Linked DNA regions of Homo sapiens: region 2 is linked to region 1. Evidence: chromatin contacts called from ENCODE Hi-C or POLR2A ChIA-PET data. All regions are on one chromosome and are shown on one strand. The core of a region is the stretch at or near the end of the contact, and the rest is flanking DNA. Distances in the headings are between cores, read along the strand shown.

Region 1 (5,150 bases), core at 1,452-3,951:
TCAAGCCCTCATCCATGGCTGAGGTGGCAGGGAGCCCTGTCTTGGGGCTCAGTGAGCCCAGGAGGTTGCTGTCCACAGAGAACCCAGTAGGCTCTTCAGAGGTGGCAGCCCGGTGGCGCTGAGGAATTGGGTCACTCAGGGACCTGTAGGCCTCCCCTGCCTCCCCATTGCTCAATTCGCTCCCACCAGAACCTGAAGGTGGGACTTTGCGTCGTCGGCGGAGGGCACCTGGTGTGGGAGGGGTCTCAGGCGACACCAGGGCCCACCCGCCCAGACTGTCCTCAGTCCCAGGGCCATGGTGGTTCGTCTGGGCCGAGGATGAGGAAAGAGGTCGCCACATCCCTGTGGTACCCAGGCCGCAAAATGCTGCAACAGGAGGCTCAGGGTCTGCCCCAATGCCTTCATCTGTCAGACTGGACTCAGGGCCTGAGAGCTCCTCCTGGGACCGCTGCCCTCGGGTCACATCCCCTGCCCAGTCAGGGCTTCCAGGGGGGGCATCGCTTCCATCATCTTGTTGGGCACCCATGCGCTGGATCTTCTCAAAAACCTGGCGGGCCTCCTGCACATATTGGTCCTGGACGATGAGGGGCAGCGGATCCTCCTCGGCACCAGGGCCTGTGAGCAGGAGCTCGGAGGAGCTGGACTTCAGAGCACTGGTGCGGGGCAGGCGGCGGGCCATGGGCTTCTCAGAGCAGGTGAATGACTTTGCTCTCCGCAGAGTGGCTGTCAAGTCCTTGAGTGTGGGGCGCGTGCCAGGTGATGCTGGGGCTGGGATGGGTATGGGTTCAAGTTGCCCCACAGGGCCACCTGCGGATGGTGAGTCTCTGCCATCTAGGGGGTTGCTTCCACGGTCCCCGGAGCTCCCACCAGGTTTTCGGACCCTCAGCTCTGAAAGGTCTGAGCGCAGGAAACTGAGAAGCGTCAGGGTCTCTGAGGCGATATCTGGATTTGACAGGGACTTCCGCTGTCGACTCTTTTCAGGCTCAAATCCTCCATCCCTCAATGCCCTAGAGGTGCCTCCAGGTCCTTTGGCACGGGTTCGAGCCTGGGACCGCAGGAGCCCTTCCCCAGCTCCAAAGCTAGGGGAGCGGTACACGCCCCAGCCCCCAGAACCCCTACTAGACCATAGGTCGTCGTCCTTGAGGGTCTCCGTGCTGGAATAACGGCTGCTACCGCGGGAGCCTGCGGGGCTGGCCAGGTACGAGGGAAAGCTCACCTTGGCCACACGGAAAGCTCCTCCCACAGAGTCAGACATAGGCCGAAGTCCCTCCTGGGGACCTGGGACGCAGGGCGGAGAGCCACTACCCCACTCCCGGAGTCCTTCTTCTCTAGGGGCTCTTGGAGATGTTGGGGGCTCAGGGCTCCCAGAAACCCCTGCTGAGTTCATGCTGCTTAGATTTAACCCATCACTGTCAGGCCTGCAGTCCTGATCCAATAGGGAGCTTCCAGGCCTGAGCCCGGGCCTCCCTCCCCAGCGGTGGCCGCCCTCACCGTCTCGGTCGTCGTCACTGCCCGAGGAGTGGCCGCCGTGGTAGGCCGGACTCTGGGCTCCAGGCAGCTGCGGCGGGCCCTCCTCTTCCTCCTCGCTGGAGCTGGCAGCACGACTGCGGCTGACAGGATAGGAGGCGGCGATGGAGGAGGAGGAGCAGGAGGCCCGGGCCCCGGCCTGCGGTTGGGAGAAGATATGCCAAGAATGTAAACCATCCGCTGGACGCTGCGCCCGCTCCTGTTGCTGCTGCGGCCGGCGCAGCCTCCCTTCGGTCTCCGGCCCGGTCAGGGGCCGCGCCGAACGCAGACCCGCCAGGGGGAAGCATGTCCGAGGGGGTGGCGTCGGTGGCTGCCGCGACTCCCGAGCCGGAGGCTCCCACGCGGCACCGTCGGGGCTGGGCGTTCCTGGGGATTCAGAGTCGGCGCTGGGCCTCCTGGAGCCAGGACCGCCGAAGAGCTTGCGCATCTCGGTGACGCTGGGCCAGGCTCCTCGCGCTGGGCCCTCGGCCGCTTCTTCCGCGGCCGCGGGTAAGACGCCTCCGTCTCGGGTCCCAGCGGAGCCGTCGTCCAGACGCGGCGCGTCGAAGCGCCGGGAGAGCTGGCGAACCGACGGCGAGAGGCTGCGGAGCGGGCGCGGCTGCGCGGGGGCGGCCAGGGGCCCAGACGCCAGCTTGGACACGCGCCGAGAGGGCTGGCCCCGGGCAGCCGTGGTCGGCCGGCACGAGGCGCGTCGCCTCAAGCCGGGGGTGTCCGTGTCCTCCTCCCTCAGCCCGGGGCCGCCGCTCCAGCGCTCCAGCAGCTTGAACGAGACGCTGCGGTAAAGCTGGGGCCGGGGTGCCCCGTCCGCCATAGTGGCGTAACTCACTCCGGGGGGGCTGGCCTCGGGCAGCCGCGGCCAACCCCCCCTGCGCCCCCACTCCCTAGGAGCGCAGCGGCCCACGCCGAAAGCAGCGCACGGGAGTGTGGGAAGAGGACGCAGAGACCGGAGCAGAGGTTTCTCTGCCGCGGCTCAAGTTTCTGTGGCCACCGGCCGCAACGTCTCCATCCCGGGCGGCCCCTCCCGCCTCAGCGCCGACCCCCAGGCCCAGCCCCCGCCGCGGCTGGAGCGACCAGGGGCACCGCGGCACCGCCTGGGCGGGATCCCAGCGCTTGGTTCCTCGACTCTGCGTCCGCCTGCCCAACGCCCTTGGCTGCTCGCTCCTGGCACCCTTTTGTTGCAAATAAACTTTGCGGCAGAGGCAAGGGGGCGGGGGGCGGGGCCTCGCGCCCAAAAGAGGGGGTGGGCTCCGGGCGTGCGCGAGCCTGGGAACCGCGTGGTGGGAGGGAATCAGGGAGGAGCCGAAGAAGAAAAAGCCTGCTGGAGGACTTGCAGACTGAGGCGACCCTCTGGCCCTCCAGAGAGGTCCCTCGGGAGCCCAGCAGGCCGAGCTGCCCCCAGGGAGTCGCTGAGACACACACAACCGCTGAGCGTGCTCAGCTCCGCAGACTCGCAGCCAGGGCGCCGCGTCCACCGCGGGCCACCAGCCTCCGCGCGGAAACACCTCCTGCCCAGGGGCTCCAACATGGCAACCTCGGACTCACAAACTCTCGTACACACTGACACTCAGGTGCACGCAGACGCACACTCTCTGGGCCGGGAAAGGGGTGGGACTCGGCGCCAGGGAGAGCCCGGGGAGCCGCGGGCTAACTGAAGGGTCCGTCGCGCCCTACTCCCCGCCCAGGCCACGCCTCCTCCCCTTCCCTCCCCCTCCCCGCCCGCCCTCTGCGGCGAATTTAGCTGTAGCCACGCCCTTGTCCCCCCATCTCGCTCCCAAGCGCCCCGCCCATCCCACCTCCCAGCCGCCTGTCCGGCTCCGACCGGCCCCCAACCCGCCCAGCGTTGCTCCAGAAGTCCCACCCTTCACGACCGCGCCCCCACCCCTACTTTTCCAGCTGCCACGCCTTCCACCTGCCCCTGCAGTCTGGCGGCTCTTCTCCTGGACTCTCCGCCTGGATCCCCGAGCCTTTTCTTCTTGCTCTGGAGTACGCGGCTCTTGCGCCCCCTCGCGGCGTGATTTTCCCAACGCACGGAGTCCTGGACGGATAAAGCAGCACCCATCCCCCAAAAACGGAGAGTTGTGAAAACTTCCTTTCAGTCGTTACCTAATCCCCTTAGTCTTTTTCAGACCTTCGCAAAGCGCACTGCCCCTTCTTAGGCCTTATACACAAAAGGAGCTTCGACGGGAACGCCCTCGACTTCCCACTGCCAAACCTATACTCTTACCCGCAGCTGCTTCACCTTCTTGGCAGGAAAAGTGTCGGTTGTTTCTCTGGCTTCACGCTGATCCCTCGCTTGAGCTCCCCTCCCGCCCCTGCCTCCGTCTGAGTCTCACATTGTTCTCGGTATTGGGGCATCATCCCCTTCCGCATTCCCACCTGCCTCTAGATCCCATTCATCCTCCCGGCCCAACTAACGAATGAACGAACGAATGAAAATGTATGGAGTACCTATAATGTATGGGCAATATTATTTAACTTATTTTTTAAAATCCACAAACCACCCTTGGGGACAAATATTATTACCCCTTCTCTGTGGACCGTGAAGGAGAAGTAACTTTGACCACTATGCAAGTCAGGAAATAGCAGCTCCTGCTAAAATTCAGATTTCAGGGGCTTCAAACACCATGCTCCTCCAGCCAGCTCTGAGATGCACCCCCAAATCCTGATGAAGAAGGAGGTTCTCGTTCCTTTGAGCCCCCAGTCTCCTCCTTCTCCTCCTTGGGCCTGAGCTCACTCTCCTCAGGAACAGAGGATAACCTGGTCTGACCCATGCCCCTCCAGCGCTGCCCAGCCTTCTTCAGGCCTGGTCAAACTGCCCTGGCCCCTCCAACCCCCAGTAGCAAGGCCTCGGGGACACATAGTTAGGTCAGCAGTCTGTGCATTACCCAGCCAACCCCACTGCCACCAGGTCCAGCCAAGGAGATGTAGCTGGGCCAGACTAGGCTAGGAGACGGGGTTCAGAGGAGAGGGGCAGGCAGGAGGATAGGAAAGGATGGTAGACACCCAGGGATTGCCTGACTACCGAATGAGAGAGAGAGGACTCAGCCGGGACTCCAGAACCTGCTTGCTACTCATATACCCCACAGGATGAGGAGGTCACTCTCCACTCTCTGGGCAGCCTCTTGAGTTGTGGAATATCTCTGTAGCAAGAAAGTGCTTCCTCTCTGTGTTGAGACCAGCATCCAGGGAGTCCCTCACCTCAACCTCATCTCAGCTCTGCCTCAAGGGGGCCAAGGAGTAAATCTCTCCCTTTTCTCTAGGAAATTGATAAAAGAGAGCCCTGCTGGCCTGTGCCTCTCTGTTCGGCCTTACTCTGTGACCTTGGGTAAATCCCTGCACTTGCTGGTGTCTGAAAAGTGAGGAGTGGGGTGTCTGAAAAGTGAGGAGTGGTTCAGGTTCCCCAAGAGTGCCCTCTCTGGCTCTGGCATTTGATGTCAGACTCTCACCTCCTTTAGTATTTTCTTTCTGCTCTTTGGGGCAAGTTTTGGTGTGTGCTGTGGGGTGAGTTGTGGAGGGGTGAGTTGGGGAGGGGTGAGTTGTGGAGGGGTGAGTTGTGGAGGGGTGGGTTGTGGAGGGGTGGGGGACAGGACTCTCATCCCAGGAGTCACTCTCTCCCCCCATAA
Region 2 (5,150 bases), core at 1,637-4,136, 480 kb after region 1:
GATACAGAGAACATCACACAAAAAAGGTCACAATATTTGAAACCAGACTTACTAAGACACAGACTTCTTTGGATGGCAAGAAATTGAAAAGAAAGCAAGCCACTGGACTCTCCCGCTGGGACCTGGGACAAAACAAACCTTTATCCTCTAGATTGCAACTGCATCCCAGGCTGCTCTATCCACTCACTGCCTGAAGAACCCAGCTGCAGCTTTTGGTTTTGTGGCCAATGACTGCCCAGCCCTCTCCCAGTGGCCTTAGGATGAAATCCAGCTGCTCTGAATCTTCGCATTTATTTTGTTCATCGTGAAGTTGTTTTTCATGACAGAAATATAACTAAATTACAGAAATTTTAGGTTAGAAGGGGGAGGATTGTAATTTATCCCCAAATCCTGCAACTTTTAAGTTTCCTCCTAGACTCTTCCTGTGTTTGCCTTGTTACTGCTTGATCTGCCAAGAACCAAATGAATGCCAAAGAGCATCTTGTTCCTAGACTATTTTCCCTCGGTCCCAGAGGCCAAAAAACACACTTTTGCTGTGTCTGTTTCTGAGAGCTCTGGTCTGGGAATATTTTCCTGAAAAAAAAAAAAATTTTTTTTTTTGAGACGGAGTTTCGCTCGTCACCCAGGCTGGAGTGTGATGGCACTATGTCAGCTCACTGCAACCTCTGCCTCCTGGGTTCAAGCGATTCTCCTGCCTCAGCCTCTCAAGTAGCTGGGATTACAGGCATGTGCCACCACACCCGGCTAATTTTTTTGTATTTTTAGTAGAAACGGGGTTTCACCATGTTGGCCAGGCTGGTCTCAAACTCCTGACCTCAGGTGATCCACCTGCCCCAGCCTCCAAAAGTGCTGGGATTACAGGCATGAGCCACCTCGCCCGGCCTTTCCTAGAATGTTTTATGCTGAAACATTGACAGAAATGAACCCAGGGACAGGGCTCACAGCCCTTCTACACTGCGCATAGAACTCACTCTTCACCACTTGCTCCTGTGAGGAACAGAAAAGAGCACAGCCAAAGGAAATGTATTCCAGTCCCCAGGCCACCTCAGATTAGCTGTGACTTGAGGCTCATCCCTTCACCTTCTGGACCCTGCTTTCCTCATCTGTAAAGTAGGAACAAGCAGATAGTGCAACTTCTAAGATCCAGGAGGATGAAATAGGGTAATGTACAGATAAGCTGAAAATGTTTGTGATGAGTGAATGTGTCTCCAGTGGAAGAGCCTGTATCCAGGCATGGATATGTCTGAATCTCACAGATGGGTCCACGTCTGATGGTGTCAGATCTCTCCAGAAACCACCTCTATTCAATTCAGCAAATGTGCTGCCCCAGGTAGTGTTCAGGTCTCTGGAGCCTTGTCACTGAGGGGCTTGCATCTGGTGGGAGACACTCAGCGCAACAGCAGACTGAAGCCAGGGACTGAGAGATGACCAAGGGGCAGTAGGAGCACAGGATAGGGGCATCTGTCATTTCTCCCTCCCTGGGGTCTCAGGCTCACTAAGGCCTGAGATTGGGCAGGGCAGGCAGAGGCCATGGTCCTCATGCCTACAGAACAGCTCTGCAGAAGAGCCATGTCACTTTTGGGGAGGCTTGGGGCAGGAAGTTTCACAGGTGGGGATATGAGCGCCTGGAAGTCACTGTGACCTGCCCAAGATCTCCCAGGAAGACAGAACTGGAGAACCTAGAACTAGGCCTCCAGAAGCCCTGGCCAGCCCCTTTGCAGAATCTGAATCCAGTTTTTAGAAAAGCAGGAATCAGAGGTCTGGGTTCTTATCCCAGCTCTGCTCTGTGACCCGAAGGAGCTGCCCCATCTCTGGGTCTCAGTTTTTATACCCATGAGTGCGGGCCACTCCAGATTTGACCTAGGCACCCGAATTCAGGCAGGCAGCCCCTGAGCACCAGAGTTCTGAAAACCTGGGCAGTGACTGCTGAGAGCCTGGAGGAGCTGTCAACATCTATTTTCACCTCTCTGCTGAACGGGACTGAAGAGGCTGGAGGGAGGAACAGCCTTCCCGCTGACATGCCCCTCTGAACTCCTCTGCTCAGTCTGTGAGCTCCTCTTCCTCCTGCCTACCTCATTCCCGGGAACTCCTTGGCCTGTTTCTGGCCTTACAGACTTGTTCCTCCAGGAAGCACCCCCTCCTACTGGGAGGGGGACCTCCAAGCAAGTTAAGGTGAACATGTGCTCCCTGAGAGAGGCAACTCCACCCGATGGCAGCAGCGTGTGTGGTAAGATTGACGCCCATAAAGTAGAAGGGAAGGTTTTGGGGGAGAGAAGGGCTCACTGTCCCAGAGATCAGTCAGACCATTTCCTGAGCACCTCCTCTGGGCTCTCTAAGCAGTCTCCACTACAACCCTGTGAAATGAGGGAGAAACGCAATGGCGCAGCTGGCCTCCCAAGATTCAAGTTCCCTCACTCCTGTGTCCCTGCATGTCCCTCACTTCAAGGGATACTAACCGTCCAGGCTCAGGACCCAGAATAGAAAAGGGTGAAGATGTAGGGAGGGAGTCAGGTTAGACACAAGGCTAGCATCACACCTCTACCCCCGTGGTAGCAGGCAGGGGGCACACACACCCTGGGGGAGGGGGCATGCCCCGCAGCCCTGCCTAACTGCGAGTCTGAACACGTTGCTTTAAAAAGAGTATGTGTAATGCAGCCACAGTCCAGCTGCAGGGCTTCTCTGAGCTCAGTTTTCTCACCTGGGAAACATGGTAGCTACATGGCAATGTAGTTGGGAGGAACAAATAATGCTGCAGAAAGGGTGCAGGGCAGGGCCTGGCACCTCCTAAGGGCTCAGTCACGGTGGCTACAGGAGTGTCGGTCTCCCCAGCCATGTGTCCCTGGAAACGGGAATGGCCTCAGTAGACTAGGCAGCTGGTGACCCCTGGTGGCTGCTGGGAGCCAGGGCATGAGGGCTGGGGCAGAGTAGAAGGCTGAGTATCGAAGAATGTTGGAGCCCAAGGCTCTTAGACCGTTAGACTGGCTGAGTCCTTGAATAAGAGAATTTTGTTGTTGTTGAGATGGAGTTTCACTCTCGTTGCCCAGGCTAGAGTGCAATGGCGCATTCTCAGCTCACTGCAACCTCCTCCTCCTGGGTTCCGTGATTCTCCTGCCTCAGCCTCCCAAGTAGCTGGGATTACAGGCATGTGCCACCATGCCCAACTAATTTTGTATTTTTAGTAGAGACAAGGTTTCACTATGTTGCTCAGGTTGGTCTTGAACTCTTGACCTCAGGTGATCTGCCCTCCTTGGCCTCCTAAAGTGCTGGGATTACAGGCGTGAGCCACCGCATCCAGCCTGAATAAGAGAATTTAACCACTTAATAAACATTTCCTGAGTCATTCTCTGTGCCAGGCCTGATCCCAGGAAATAATCTATTCCCATCCTGGCCTCTTCCAAGAGTTCCTTGACTTAAAATGGAGGAGGCAGATACAAAAGGGGAGCTCAGGGACAGAGGAGGCCTCTACCCAGCCTGGCAGGCGAAGGAAGGGGAATCCTGAAAGAAAAATTTGAACTGGGGGCTGGGAGGGAAGGAGAACATTCTGGGAAGAAAGAAAAGCATGTCTGAGATGCACTCATGATAGCAAGGAAATAGCCAGGCACGGTGGCATGCACCTATAGGCCCAGCTACTGGGGAGGCTAAGGCAGGAGGACCACTTGAGCACAGGAGTTTGAGACCAGCCTGGGCAACATAGTGAGACATCATCTCTAAATGAGTAAATGAATGAATGAATAGCAAGGAAATGAAGATGAAGCTGAGAGGCCAGCAGGGTCACATCCAAAGGGCTCCAGATTTCATGCTGGGGTTGCGGGTGGTCTCTGAAGGCAGCAGGGGAACTCCAAAGGATTGGACTTGTGAACACGACACCCTAGAAAGTCACCCTGTTGGGCCGAGCATGGTGCTGTGCACCTGTAATCCCAGCCCTTCGGGAAGACCAGGTGGGAGGATTGCTTAAACCCAGGGGTTTAAGGCTGCAGGAGTTTGAGGCTGCACTAAGGTTTTTTGTGTGTCTCAAAAGCAACAACAACAACAACAAAAGTCACTCTGGCCATAGTAAGGGAAAGGATTGGATGGGGAGACTGCAGGTCTAGAAGGTGGCCCACAGTGGCAGGAGGGTGGAGGAGTACTAGAACCAGCAGCACAAGGTCCCAGGGACATGGGGTGCAGGAGGAACGGGTCACTTGCAGGGGAGATGATGGCCAGGAGGCAGCTAGACCAAAAGTAGTGAGTGGTCTGGGAGTCAGCAGAGTGTAGGTGTTGCCATTTAACCAACACCGTCTCCACAGGCCTGTGCCCAGTCCTAGGTTGGTAAAGGAAGTTGGTTTGCCCCAACTCTGCCCTGTGGGCTCTGCCTTGTAAGCAAAGCCCCAGGCCCAGATCTGGCCCACAGCTGCCCTCCCCCAGGCACAGACACACAGAGGCCTTGCTCTGCCCCACCCTGGGCACTACCCCTGGAGGAAGAACGCGGACCCAGTCTAAGGGAGGCCCTGTGGACCAAGGACTTTGATATCACTACCTGGGTTTTTAGGATCTTCCCACCGGGACCCCTCTGGGCTGCCTCCCTGCCCTCTCCTCAGAGCTCCCCCAGCCCCTCCTCAGCTTCAGTCTACCCTGAGTGCCTGAAGCAGGTGGGCCCAACATGTTGCTTTGGCCTCAGGACCAGGTTGGACCAAGAGTCACATCCATGGCTCTTTGCTGCCTCAGGGCCTTTCTTCCTGCTGTTTCCATGGTTAGACTTGAGCAGCACCTGTCTCTGCAGGCAGAGACTCGGCTGGCTGCCTCAGCTCTGTATGGAAGGAGGAAGGGGGCCAAGCCTGGATCTTCCAGAGCCCACTAGCCCAAAGGTCTCTGTACCATGAATGCTGCAAAGAGGTAGGCAGACGCAGTTCAGATATCATTTTTTTCTACTTTGGGAGAAAAAGTGAGGAGATAGAGATAAAAATACAAAGAAAAACTAGCGTAATCCCCCAACCCATACTTCATTTTTAAACAAACAGGCCAGGTCCTGCCAGGCCTTCTTCCCCATTAAATCCCAAGGCCAGCTCCAGTCCCAACCCCAACCCCTGCATGGCGCCGAAGGAAGCTTCAGGCTTCGGGCAAGAGCTCCAGCCCAGGCAGGCAGGTCGTGGCCCTACTGCCAGAGCACAACC

The links. A loop is a pair of places that touch in the nucleus more often than their neighbours do. ChIA-PET counts read pairs that join two places held with the same protein, here RNA polymerase II (POLR2A). Pooled maps may share reads with other maps.
Region 2: a loop to region 1 is called in a pooled map, with 2.1 times the contacts of the local background. The contact joins the enhancer-like site here to the promoter of ARHGEF17 in region 1. A Hi-C loop is called at or near these places in 3 of 168 maps with a recorded cell type or tissue (cardiac septum, heart left ventricle and thyroid gland) and 8 of 50 pooled maps. POLR2A ChIA-PET finds 5 or more read pairs at or near these places in 6 of 52 experiments (BJ, Caco-2, PC-3 and 3 more).

Annotation. Positions count from the first base shown.
Region 1 is chr11:73,305,827-73,310,976 of GRCh38, reverse strand. It overlaps ARHGEF17 (Rho guanine nucleotide exchange factor 17), which reads right to left and starts at 2,701. Exons shown (of 21, transcript NM_014786.4): 1 at 1-2,701. The coding sequence starts at 2,338. It overlaps ARHGEF17-AS1 (ARHGEF17 antisense RNA 1), which reads left to right and starts at 1,616. Exons shown (of 3, transcript NR_147696.1): 1 at 1,616-2,305; 2 at 2,413-3,095; 3 at 3,421-3,466. RefSeq lists enhancers at 886-1,706, 1,712-2,589 and silencers at 2,010-2,229, 2,460-2,789, 3,190-3,329.
Region 2 is chr11:72,829,372-72,834,521 of GRCh38, reverse strand. It overlaps ATG16L2 (autophagy related 16 like 2), which reads right to left. Exons shown (of 18, transcript NM_033388.2): 18 at 4,887-5,150. The coding sequence ends at 5,132. Among named protein-coding and RNA genes, the nearest start is that of ATG16L2, 18 kb to the right of the region's middle. Within about 2 kb of position 2,886, at least 13 of the 41 ENCODE cell types and tissues checked have a DNase peak (open chromatin) inside an H3K27ac peak, as active enhancers do.